Linked DNA regions of Homo sapiens: all the other regions are linked to region 2. The links are chromatin contacts, found by Hi-C or POLR2A ChIA-PET in ENCODE. All regions are on one chromosome and are shown on one strand. The core of a region is the stretch at or near the end of the contact, and the rest is flanking DNA. Distances in the headings are between cores, read along the strand shown. Region 1 has its middle 37 kb from the start of LINC02641. Region 2 holds the start of BUB3 (BUB3 mitotic checkpoint protein). Region 3 overlaps LINC02641 (long intergenic non-protein coding RNA 2641).

What was found. A loop is a pair of places that touch in the nucleus more often than their neighbours do. ChIA-PET counts read pairs that join two places held with the same protein, here RNA polymerase II (POLR2A). Pooled maps may share reads with other maps.
Region 1: a map of dorsolateral prefrontal cortex shows a loop between it and region 2 (2.6-fold over the local background). The contact joins the enhancer-like site here to the promoter of BUB3 in region 2. A Hi-C loop is called at or near these places in 3 of 168 maps with a recorded cell type or tissue (dorsolateral prefrontal cortex and head of caudate nucleus) and 3 of 50 pooled maps. POLR2A ChIA-PET finds 5 or more read pairs at or near these places in 4 of 52 experiments (HEK293, MCF 10A, PC-3 and 1 more).
Region 3: a loop to region 2 is called in a map of OCI-LY7, with 3 times the contacts of the local background. The contact joins the enhancer-like site here to the promoter of BUB3 in region 2. A Hi-C loop is called at or near these places in 18 of 168 maps with a recorded cell type or tissue (B cell, CD4-positive, alpha-beta T cell, GM11168 and 13 more), 37 of 37 single-sample maps with no recorded cell type and 18 of 50 pooled maps. POLR2A ChIA-PET finds 5 or more read pairs at or near these places in 3 of 52 experiments (GM12878, MCF 10A and activated B cell).

Annotation. Positions count from the first base shown.
Region 1 is chr10:123,308,632-123,312,457 of GRCh38, forward strand. No RefSeq gene overlaps it. Among named protein-coding and RNA genes, the nearest start is that of LINC02641, 37 kb to the right of the region's middle. Within about 2 kb of position 1,334, at least 2 of the 41 ENCODE cell types and tissues checked have a DNase peak (open chromatin) inside an H3K27ac peak, as active enhancers do; they include PC-3, where a contact is called at or near this core.
Region 2 is chr10:123,152,914-123,156,597 of GRCh38, forward strand. BUB3 (BUB3 mitotic checkpoint protein) reads left to right here and starts at 1,489. Exons shown (of 8, transcript NM_004725.4): 1 at 1,489-1,572; 2 at 2,005-2,199; 3 at 2,745-2,814. The coding sequence starts at 2,005. RefSeq lists enhancers at 1,160-1,454, 1,174-1,343, 1,180-1,339, 2,070-2,139 and a cis regulatory region at 1,259.
Region 3 is chr10:123,396,410-123,400,227 of GRCh38, forward strand. The region is part of intron 6 of LINC02641 (long intergenic non-protein coding RNA 2641); the gene reads left to right. Among named protein-coding and RNA genes, the nearest start is that of LINC02641, 50 kb to the left of the region's middle. RefSeq lists an enhancer at 1,676-1,985. Within about 2 kb of position 1,907, at least 2 of the 41 ENCODE cell types and tissues checked have a DNase peak (open chromatin) inside an H3K27ac peak, as active enhancers do; they include GM12878 and OCI-LY7, where a contact is called at or near this core.

The DNA.
Region 1 (3,826 bases), core at 84-2,583, 160 kb after region 2:
AAGTATTATATATAATCATCTCAAAGGAAATATATATTATTTATATATTATATATTATATATGAGAAATATAACATTAAATACGTATGTATATATGTGTATCTGTACACACATAATATATATTATTTATATATAATATATAAGAAAAACATATTTAATATATATACACACATATGTGTTTTCTTTGAGATGTGTGTATATATATATATTTTTTTGACTTAAGTACAGCCATCATTAACTGAGGGAACAGTGCCAGCACTGAGTGTTTTATGGGATGCGTTATTTCATTTAGACCTCACATTCACCCCATGAGTAGCCACTATGCTCCACATTTAGTGGGGGCTTCTGAGGCTTGGCGAGGTTGAGGACACTACCATGAGGTGCTCTGGTGAAGCATGTTGTACTGGAATGCCTGTTTCATCATTTTTCTACTTAGGTGCTGGCAGCTTTCTTTTTATTTTATTGGAGTTGTTTAATTTATTGGAATTGTCTGCATATTAAGTATTTAATTCATTGTCTTTGTACATATACCATAGAGTTTTAAGTGGAAGCTGTAGTGTCCCAGTGTTTCCCACAAAGAAGGAGAAAAGGCAAGCAACTCATTGCTTTCTCCATTTTGAGTTTGTTGGGTGGCTTACCTGCTTGTAGCCCTACTTCCCAGATTCTTTCCCTTCATCATCTCATGGTGTCTTCGCCATGTGCAAGGTGGGTGGAGTGACATTTACTCATTCGTTTGAGGAGACTGAAGCCTGCCCAGTGTCAGAGAGTTGGCGGGCAAGCCAATTAAAACACAACAACAACAAACAAAACCTTGGTTGAGGGTTTTGTTTTTTGGTTGTTGTTTTTTAAATCGGCTTGCCTGCCATGAGCAACAAGAACCAACCGAATCAAACCAAACTGGACAAAAACATCTCCAATGGTGAGTCAGTTGGTTTGAATTGGGGATAGGGCTGCCAGATAAAATACAGAATGCCCATTTAGAGTTAATTTCAGATAAACAACCAATACTAAAATGACTAAAAACAGCAAAAAATACTTTTGAACAGTCCCAGGCAATATTTGGGACATACTTACACTTAAAATTTTTTTGTCATTGCTTATCTGGGACCCTTGTATTTTTATGTGCTTGAGCTTACAGCCCTAAGTGGGGAAAGCCTGCTATGACTGAGAACGGAGTCAGAGGGACCGAAAGAGGAAAGACGAGCTGACTGGCCGAGTTCACTTTGTTTTTAAACTTTGCTCTCATTCTTTTTCATCCGGTTTGGGTACACTGAGTAATGCGAGGCTGAAGGCCTGGAACCTGACTGCCTCTGTTTGGATGCATGAGTGTGGGGTGTGGGTGGTGGTGGGAGGCCTTGCATTTCTGGAGCTGCCTAATGCTTCCTCATTCTTCTGGGTGTGGGGCCAGCAGTGGGAGGGATTGGTTACAACAGAAGCCAAGATATTATATGGTCTTCCTTTTAAATAACAGAACATACAAAATCCTACTTTCTTTTCTGAATAAAAAAGTAATAATGTGAGTAGGCAGGGAATGTGTCTGGCCAAAATACCAATTTATAATGATCATTGTGGAAAACTTCCGAATAAGAAAGAAGAAAATTCAGTCACTCAGAATCCCATCACCCAGAGAAAAGCACTGTTAGCATGTTAGCATTTCAGCATATTTCCTTCCAGTCTTTTTTCCCATGGTTCTTTTGTTCTTTTAACTGTAAAGTCTGGAATCCCAAGTCAAAGTGGCCCCCTTTTCAGAAGCATAGAGAATGTTGGGGTTCGAGCGGGAGCTCAGTGATATTAAAGTGCTGTCAGCTGGCCCAAGCTCTCCTAGGATATCTGGAAGGGTTCTCACTTTTTGGCCCTCATTGGGGATTGCACCAGGCTCTCTTAATGGCCTATAAACTGTGTTAGGAGTCTTTTGCAAACACAATTTAATTGGGAATTCTAACATATGTAACAGATAAAAAAGGGCATTTTGGCAGTCTAAATCTAATTTAGAAGTTCAAATGAATGATGTTTTAAAATCAATCAATGAGAACCATAAGACTGTTTTGAATTTGGGTTTATGAGTTACACTTGCAGCCTATAACAGCCTCAGCATCCAATTCAGGTAAGAGTATTATTTTTATAGCAGTGAACCAATTATGCTTGCAAATGGTAATTTTAAAAAGTAGCTTACTTTGAAATGTAAGGATATTCATTAATTAAACAGTAATAAGGGAGAAAATTATTCTGATGTGTGGTCTTTAAAATTTTTTTTTCCTGTTTCTTTTTTTGGTCTGTGACAGATCAGAAAAACTGTGCTCAAAAACAAGTTGCAATACCAGATAATGCATTGGGTGTGTCTCCATTGTGTTCAATTTTGGAAGGCATATCATTATGATAAAAATTATGTACAGTAAATAATTAATTTGAATTAAATATTTGAAGACCCCATGAGTGCCCAGAACAGCCCCAGAATTCTAGAGAAAAGCTTGGGGGAAGCCTGCCCCTGTCCGTGGCTCTCTGGACAACAAGATTGTGTTGGGCTGACCAATGCCCAATTCAAAATTGTTGGTCATCTTGGGATCAAGAGGCTCTTGCTGGAGGCTGAGCCCATGATATGCTCTTACACCACCACTGCTGGCCCCCAGCGTGGATGCATGTGCTTCCACAGAAGACCGTAGATATTCAACGGTTATCTTTTCTTCACTCTGGGATAGTAATGGCTACCATTTATTGAGCATCTACTAAGTGCCAGACCCTGTGTGGTGGCTTTACATAATTAGAAATATCCTGTGATAGAGAAATTAAGAATACTTACACTGCTCCCAGGCACAGGCATAAATGTGACTAAAGGAACATTCTGGAAAGCCTCTTAAGGTGGGGAAAAGTCTGACTGACCATAGCCAAAGGACCTTCTGGGAGGGTAGGTTTAGTAAGCCACACAGCCGTGGCTTTGATGAATGGGCTATTCCACTGCAGGATAGGCCTCTGTCCCCAGGTCCGCCCTTTATCCATCCCCCTTCCTCTCCTCTAAGTAAAACAAGATATGGCTATGATGTCACCCAGGGAATATTTGTTGAGGAATGAATGAATGGGGTAAAACAGGAGCCTCCTAGGGTGCATGTGTGTCTCGATGCAGCCTGACAGAGCATAAGCAGACCAGTAGCCTGAAGAAGGTTGATGGCTAAGGCCGCCCCTTATTCCATGTACAACAGTGAGCAAGTTATGTGCACTTTCTGAAGTGCAGCTTTCTCATCTAAAAAATGGGGCAAACAACAATAATAATGATGATAGTCAACAGTTACAGGGGATTCATCCCCTGTGCTATATGTCAGACACTGTTCTAAATATGTCACCTGCATGAACTCATTTAATTCTCACACCAACCCTCCCTATGGGGAGGTATTTTTATCACCTCAATTAGCAGATGAAGAAATAGAGATACACATGGGTTAAGATACTTGCACAGGCTCAGCTAGGCAATCTGAGTCCATTCTCTTAACTTTGATACTCTCCTGCTCCTACGTAAAAGGTGCATTTGGGTGTGTTCCAGAGCCATTCTCCCCTTTTCTGAGAATTGCCCTTCACCTCCGCTGTGTCCTTGCAGCCAGGATTGTTCTATGTGATTTGTCTCCTTGAGCATGGATTGAGCCAGAGTGGACACTGAACCCAAGATGAGTCTTCACATCCTCTCTAAGAATGTGGGTTGGGATTCCAAGATGTGCGTCAGTCTTCACTGTTTGCTTAAACTCAGGATGTTTGGAGTCAGGTAGTGGGGAATGTCTCTGTTTGGCCACATGATGTTTGAGGCAGAGAAAAGTGAGAGTTGTCTGCAGACCCAGGTGGAG
Region 2 (3,684 bases), core at 239-2,738:
ATTTAGCTAAAGTTAGAATGGAAGTAAGGAACTGCATTTCAAAATTTTGAATTCAGCCATTAACTTGTGGAAAGAGAAGAGATAGAGAACCAAGTACCAGGACTGGCAAGGAAGGAGGGCAAGAGTCTTTCAGCAGTAATGTCATCAATGCAGTAGGCAGAAAGGTTGTTGTTGTATGTGTGTTTCTTGTGTCAGGAATCACAGAAAGAGGTGCATCCAATTCAGGGTGTGTGAATGCATAAAGATCATCAACACTTTCTCATTAATGTCCCTTAAAAGTTAATCACTTTAACCCCACAATTTTCTCTCACTTCACACAAAATCAAATAAAACGATATATATTTTTCTTTTACAAAAGGCAGTGAAAAAGCGGTTAAAGCATGGATTAAATTGAAATTTTTCAGTGAGCCTTTGACATTCAAGAATAACTCAGTCACTTCATTCTACTGATTAAGTATTGCTTTTCTTTCATGGAGATAAAATAATTTCTCATACTCAAGCAACCTTCTTGATCCTCATTTCTAGAGGATTCTAGAAAACAGCAAATGGAGCACACTGAGCCTGCAACTTTGGGGAGTGGCAGGACAGAGTGGAAGGGGAGAGGCTTGTAGCTGTCGTTTCAGGACCCTTCAAAAAAGAGCTCTAAAAGAAGTGGTGGGAGCTTTAACACATTGCAGAGTACTGTCTCCCAGGCTGTTCACCCTTCTGAAGGGGGGTTCCTGAAGGGCAAAGGCTGGTCTGATTACATGCATCTTTCCAGAGCCTCTCACCAGGCCTGGCGCCAGTGGAGGCTCAATAAATGTTTGTGGAAAGATGGGGTGGAGAGATAAAGCATAATATAAATATGAATGGGTTTCTTCAGCAGAACTTGAGACAATGGGAAATGGGAGACCCTGGTTTATAGGTGGAAATTCCCAAGAAATGAGAAAAAAAAAATCAAGGCAAAATAATGCAGTTGATAGAGCAAATATTTCCTCCTCTACATCAACTTTTGGTTAGCTTCACGGGCGTGTGCACGCCCAGGGATAGGGAGACAACTTTAGGACTATATAAGTATTGCCCAAAATGGGATTCTTGTGTTTCAGAGACTAACTTCAAGGGGAGGGCGCCATGGACAGAGCTGTAAAGATCTTTCCCGCTTTCTATGAAGAGGGCGGGCAGAGCGTCAGCCCCTAGAAAACTACATTTCCCAGAATGCCATACGCAGGCGGGAGAGGGCATGAACAGAGCCTTGGCGCGATGCTCCTTGGGAGGTGTAGTTTCCACGCGTCCAGCTCGAACGCTGATGCCCCAGCGCGGTGGTAAAATGAGCCCACGTGATCGGAAAAGCAGCGGTTTCCCTTTGAGCCGGAACAGGATGACTGGGTTGACCGATGCTGGGCAGCTGAGCGGACCAATCGGCCCCCTAGACTGAGACGTTGGCGTTTGAAATCAGCCAATGGCAGGTCTACACTGGAGCTTCCTCTCCGCCTCCTTCGCCTAGCCTGCGAGTGTTCTGAGGGAAGCAAGGAGGCGGCGGCGGCCGCAGCGAGTGGCGAGTAGTGGAAACGTTGCTTCTGAGGGGAGCCCAAGGTAGGGAGGCGAGGCGACGGTGTGCGGGAGCGGGCTCTCCAGGGACTTCCCGGGTCCGCAACTGGCAGGGCCGTTCGATTCGCAGGGGATCCCGTTTCGTTTCTGTTGTTTTCCCTTTATTTTTAGGAGTGCCCGGGGCGACGGGACCCCGGGAGAGGGGAAAGGGAACAGTCTGGGGTCCGGGCATCGCTGTGGGCCGGGCTGGGTTTAGGGGGACGGCGGTGCGGGCTGGGCCGGTTTGGGCGCGGCGGGGGCCGGATGATGGGGCGAGTCCGGACCTTGGCGGGCGAGTGCTCGGCGCAGGCGCAAGCGCAGAGTCTCCTCGCGGTCGTCCTCTCGGCCCCTCCCTCTGGGGGGACCCCCAGTGCCAGGCTGTCAGTGCGCAGCCCCAGCCCGCGGGACCCCTGGGGACTCTGGGCGCCTGTTCTGCAGATGACCGGTTCTAACGAGTTCAAGCTGAACCAGCCACCCGAGGATGGCATCTCCTCCGTGAAGTTCAGCCCCAACACCTCCCAGTTCCTGCTTGTCTCCTCCTGGGACACGTCCGTGCGTCTCTACGATGTGCCGGCCAACTCCATGCGGCTCAAGTACCAGCACACCGGCGCCGTCCTGGACTGCGCCTTCTACGTAGGTGCCCTCCCGCCCTGCTCCTGCCCTCTTACTGTGTTAACGATTCTCCACGTGAGGAGCGTTTCTTTTCCAGTGTTGGGTAGAGGCGTCTGTCGGTGGGGTTATTTGGACAGTTCTTTAGCTTTTCAGGAGCATCTGCCTTGAACCTGTACCGTTTTGGGTTGGAGACATGCAGACATTGGAAACTCCGTCTCCCCTTTTCTGTTACACGCTTGTGGAGTAACTCTAAACTTTCTGAAAATACGATCATTATATTTGCAACAATACTGTTTTGGCTGCCGTATTGAAAGGAACCGTTTAGGGGAAATGTATGTTTACCCTCAGCTAGCGTGTTGGCTAGGATAAAGCAGCCCTCCTTTAATTTCCAGACACAGGAGTTTAGTGACCACTTGCTTTTTTATGCTGTTTTTTGGTTTGTTTACCATGAATAGTTGAGCCCAGTGCATATCCCGAGCATAAACTGAACACTTGCTTGTAGAAATAAGAATGTTGAAACCCTTTCAAAAGTTCTAGTTTTTAAACGGTTCAAAACTATTTTATAGGATCCAACGCATGCCTGGAGTGGAGGACTAGATCATCAATTGAAAATGCATGATTTGAACACTGATCAAGGTAATGTGACCATATCTTTACCAGTTTGTTTTCTTGGCTAGTGTTCTTAAGTATAAATGTTTATGTAGGAAGAGTGGTTCCTAAATTGCTTAGTTACTAAGTTGCTTAAGTACAGGTGGCTTGAATTTAGGATTTTTTTAATTTAAATGATAACCATTAAGTTACTGATTACAGAATATTATGCATGTATTTTTGCAGTAAAGCCAGTTATGGTCGCCATTGTCAGTGTTTACATAAATTGACACTCAAGTATTTGGCCTTTATTTTGTCCTTAGAAGTGGGCTGGATCCCAGACTGGCCAGCGTTTCATTAGGATTTTCCACTACAATGCTGATGTTTTGAGAGTTCAGTTTTTAGAAGCTAATTTAGTTTTCAGAAGCTAAAGGTAGATTTAAAACCTGACAAAAAATAGGCAATCATGTCTATATTAATTGTGTTTGTTTTAGGTATTTAGCAAAATATGTTTCCGTTGCATTTTTTGAATGAGTAACTAGATGATACATTTCCTTTCGGTTAAGTAATTTCTTAGAGATCCAGATATGAAATGACTTACTCAAATTTTTTTGGTGACATTGGCACAGTGTTAGAGATTGGACTGGAGCCCAAATGCATAGAGCTCTCTAGCTGAACATTTGTTTGCATGTGTATTCATCAGACATAGGTATTCTAAGGAGATAGGAGGGTACAGAGATATGACTAGAGAGAAGATGAGTTGAGCAACAGGAGAATGGATGGAGGATGGCCACATTTTGTCAAAAAACTAAGCACCCAATTAGAAGAGGCTTTTGCATGAAAGCTACTTCTTCTGTAACTTATACTGCAGGTATTGGGTTTTGTTTGCCAGTAGCTTACCCTGTGTAATAAGTAAGC
Region 3 (3,818 bases), core at 657-3,156, 240 kb after region 2:
AATGCCTCTTTCCATACATATGAGTTTTATCCAGCTAGAAATAGACTGTTTAAATAACTTTCTTAATTAAATAAAGAGGATATTTTAAAGTTAGATCTGGAAAACCCTCATACCTCCAGCGCATGGTTTCAATGAAATATCCCTTAACATGAAAATATAGACAGTTAGTTTTTTCTTCCAAAGTGAAATGCTGAGAGGCTTCCATTCCTGGTTTATTATGCTTTCTGTATCTCTGCTCATTTTTCACCAGTATTGCATTAAGTATTGATATTGATTTCTTGTAAATGGAACTGAAATAGATGGCCCACAGTTTTTGTTATTGTTCGGTGGCACTTGTATGTAATTTATTATGGCTGTAATGGAGGCTGCCCCTCGCTGCCACGGCTTAAATTAAATGTGCCACACTCTGGCCTCTGCTTGTCACCGGCATCTCTCATTTGATAGCAAAAATTATTATGTATAAAGTTTCTCTTTCCTTCTCACCCCTTCCATAAGAAACAATAACTGTGCCCTTTGTATTGTTTTGAAAGTTTGTGTTGATGACGTCCATCATTAGTGAAAAATATGAAAGTAGGAAGGGAGAGGACAATTTCCTCCTGGCAGCTGGGTTCTGTTTGGTTTCTGGGAGGCCTGGCAGACAGGAGACCTGGAGTCCTGGCCTGGTTTTACTTCAACTCAATGGAGTGACCTTGGGCTAGTCCCCTTCTCCTTCTGACTGTGGTTTTGTGAAGATGCATCCATGGCTCACGTATGTGCAGGGCTCCAATGACAGCCCCTGCAGTCCAGGGCCAGGGAGCTAAGGTGCCCTTTGTCTGTGTGTTTTCCCTGTAGGGAGTGCCCCAGGATAAGCTGGTGAGATGGCAGGGTGGCACCTGAGTGGGCTTGGGCACCAGGCTGTCATGGCTGAGGACATCTGAAGGCAAAATTGCCTGGGGACAAGCAGCTTTGGGTGTCCCATCCAAGGTGCAGTGCAGGTCCACAGAGAGGAGGCACATCTTGAAGCCAGAGAGTGGCCCCCTCCACAACAGGAAAGGGCAAAGCAAGGACAAGGGGAAAGTGTCCTGGCAAAAAAACAAAAACAAAAACAAAACAAAAAAAACACACAACCCAAAACTGGAAATTCTCTTTCTCTTTCAGTTGAACCTCTTGGCTGGGCCAGTACCCGAAAAGCCACACCGAATAATCTTGGGGAATAGCTGTGCGACCATCCTTTCCCAGCATGCTCAGGATTCTGCAAATGTCCTCTGCCTTCTCTAAGGCCCCCATCTCCCTTTCAGGGTTCTGTAGCGTGTGTTCAACTTCTGGCCTGTGTCTTTCACTGTGTCGGGGTATTTTTAGGGGGATAGAATAGGGTGAGAAGCAACAGGAACTATCATGACTGGGGGGAATAGGCAGGCCCAGTATTAACGTGGCGTGTGTGTGTGTGTGTGTGTGTGTGTGTGTGTGTGTGTGTGTGTATTTGTGTGAATGTGTGCATGTGTGTGTTTGTGTTTGTGCATAGCACCTCAAGTGTAGGCATCTTTATTCCCAAGACAGCCCTTGCCAAAGACAGGGTCAAGTCACATGCTCTTAGACCTGATAATTCTGCTTATGTGATTTTCACTTCAAATGATTTCCTGTTAGGCATAAAGGTTTCTACTAAAGAAAAATTTAAGGTCCTCACACAAGCCACTTCTGCTCCTCCACTTCTTAAAGAACCAAGTTAGATTTTAGTGCATTCAGCATGGGGCAAAACAGTGTCTATTAATTAGACTTTCATTTCTATTGACAATGGGGCCTACAGGCCTTGCACTGAGGTGGACACAGACCTTTTGTGGTGCCCTGTTGATCCTGGTTCTGCTCGTGGAAAATTAGGCCTGATTGCCCTATGAAGGCCCCTTCTCTAGTTTCCCTCTCTCACCTGCTAAGTCTCCATTCTTCCTCTAACTGCTTTAAATAGGTCAGCTGAGTTTCATTCTTACAGTCATCAGGCCTTTGGTGAAGGCATCTGTGCTCTTGCTGAAGTCTGCAACATTTCCCAACATGCAGGCCAAGGGCCCTTCTCTTTCGGTCTGACCACTTGTCTGTTCATGCATGCATGCTTTCATTCATTCAGAAAATGTGTCAAGAAAAGAGCACATGATTTGGAGGCAGACGTAATTCAGTGGTGTGCCGGAGTGGGATATTTCCAGCTTGCAAAAGCGGATTGCTAAATTTGTAAGTGTTTTGCAGCTGGTTTTTAAACATATATTAAAAATGAAATTGTAGAAAATTGCAATTAAATAAATTATATCAAAAACAGAAAATAAATACTCAAAACTCATCATTTTCTAATTATTTTATAACATTGTATTACCATCTGTATCAGAGGTTTCCAAAGTTTTTCTATGAAAGTGCAGATAGTAAGTATTTTAGGCTTTCTTGTCTCTGACACACTATTCAGGTCTGCTGTTTTAAGGTAAAAGGAGCCACAGACAATGCATCAAAGAATGGGCATGGCTGTACTCCTGTAAAACTATTTATAAACATGTAGCACTAGATTTGGCCCATAGCCCAGGTCAAGTTTGCCAACTCTTGATCTATGCTTTTGAGGTTATTTATGTCTGTAATATCCTTCTGGTGGAAATACTGTATAATGGTTGCTCCCCAACTCTGCCTTCCATGAGCTCATGCTGGCAGCTTGGAATCAGCCATGGTGGGAGTATTTACACCACAGAAATTGGCAAACACTAACAATCAGTTCTCTTTTCCCAGAGAACTGGCTAAACATTCACGGGGACACCACTGGGTGCGTCTGAGTCTTGACTCCGTGTTATATTAGCTCTGTGGCCTTAGGCACATGATTTACTTTCTGAGCTTTAGTTACCTTCAATAAAGGCAGAGACTGTGCCTATCCCAGAGCACTGGCAGGGGCTGAAGTGACACAATGTGACCTAACGCGTGTAAAGCACACAGCCATGGGGCCTGGTTTAAGGGGGATTCACAGTTGAGACAAGAACTGGCTCTGGCCTCAGGAATTCTCAGGGTCCCGGAGGGAGAAGGTATAGCTCAACCATAGAACGTAAAAGAAAGAATCATAACCTGCAGTGGAAAGATCTGATCAGCCACTCTCCAACCTGGGGACTTCTGACAGCTGATTCTTGGGCCTCAGAGCTATGGTTTCAATCTCAACCACGACCCTCCAGGCAAGCCCTCTGCAACCCAGCTCCTGCCTCCACTTCCCACTGCTGACCCGACCACACACCCCGAGACCCTTCGCCCTTCCTGATGCACAGTCACGCCCTACAGTCCTTGTTCCCACTACCCCCCTCTTCCTGCGCCTCCCGTCCCTGCCCTTGTCTCTGGACTCAGCTCACAGGCAGCCTCCCTCCGTAGCTTCTCAGCCACTCCCAGATAGATCTCCCCATCTACAGGCTTCTATATCCTTGAGAGGGGATTCCAGCTCTTCCCCGTGGCCTGTGAGGCCCTGCACGCTCTGGACCCCTAGGAATGAATCATGTTTGGTATTTTCTATATTTTATGATGCTTTGACATCTTGGGGACCTTACTGGCCAGAAAGCAAATTGCCTGCAAGCCCACCACCACTCACATGTAACCAACCAGTCCAGGGCCCATTCTCCACTCACCTTCTCTATCTCACTCACACACTAACCAATATTTCCCCTGCCCTAAACCACCCCTGAACCAGATACCGAGCATCTAGAGACCACCCCAGAGTCCAGAGGTCCCCCAACACGATTCAGACTAGCTGGTCCTGGGCTGTTTCCTCTGCCTGGCCTGGCCTTTCCTGAGGAAACCACAATGAGGGCTCTGCTGGCCTAGGCTTCTGCCTCACTCTT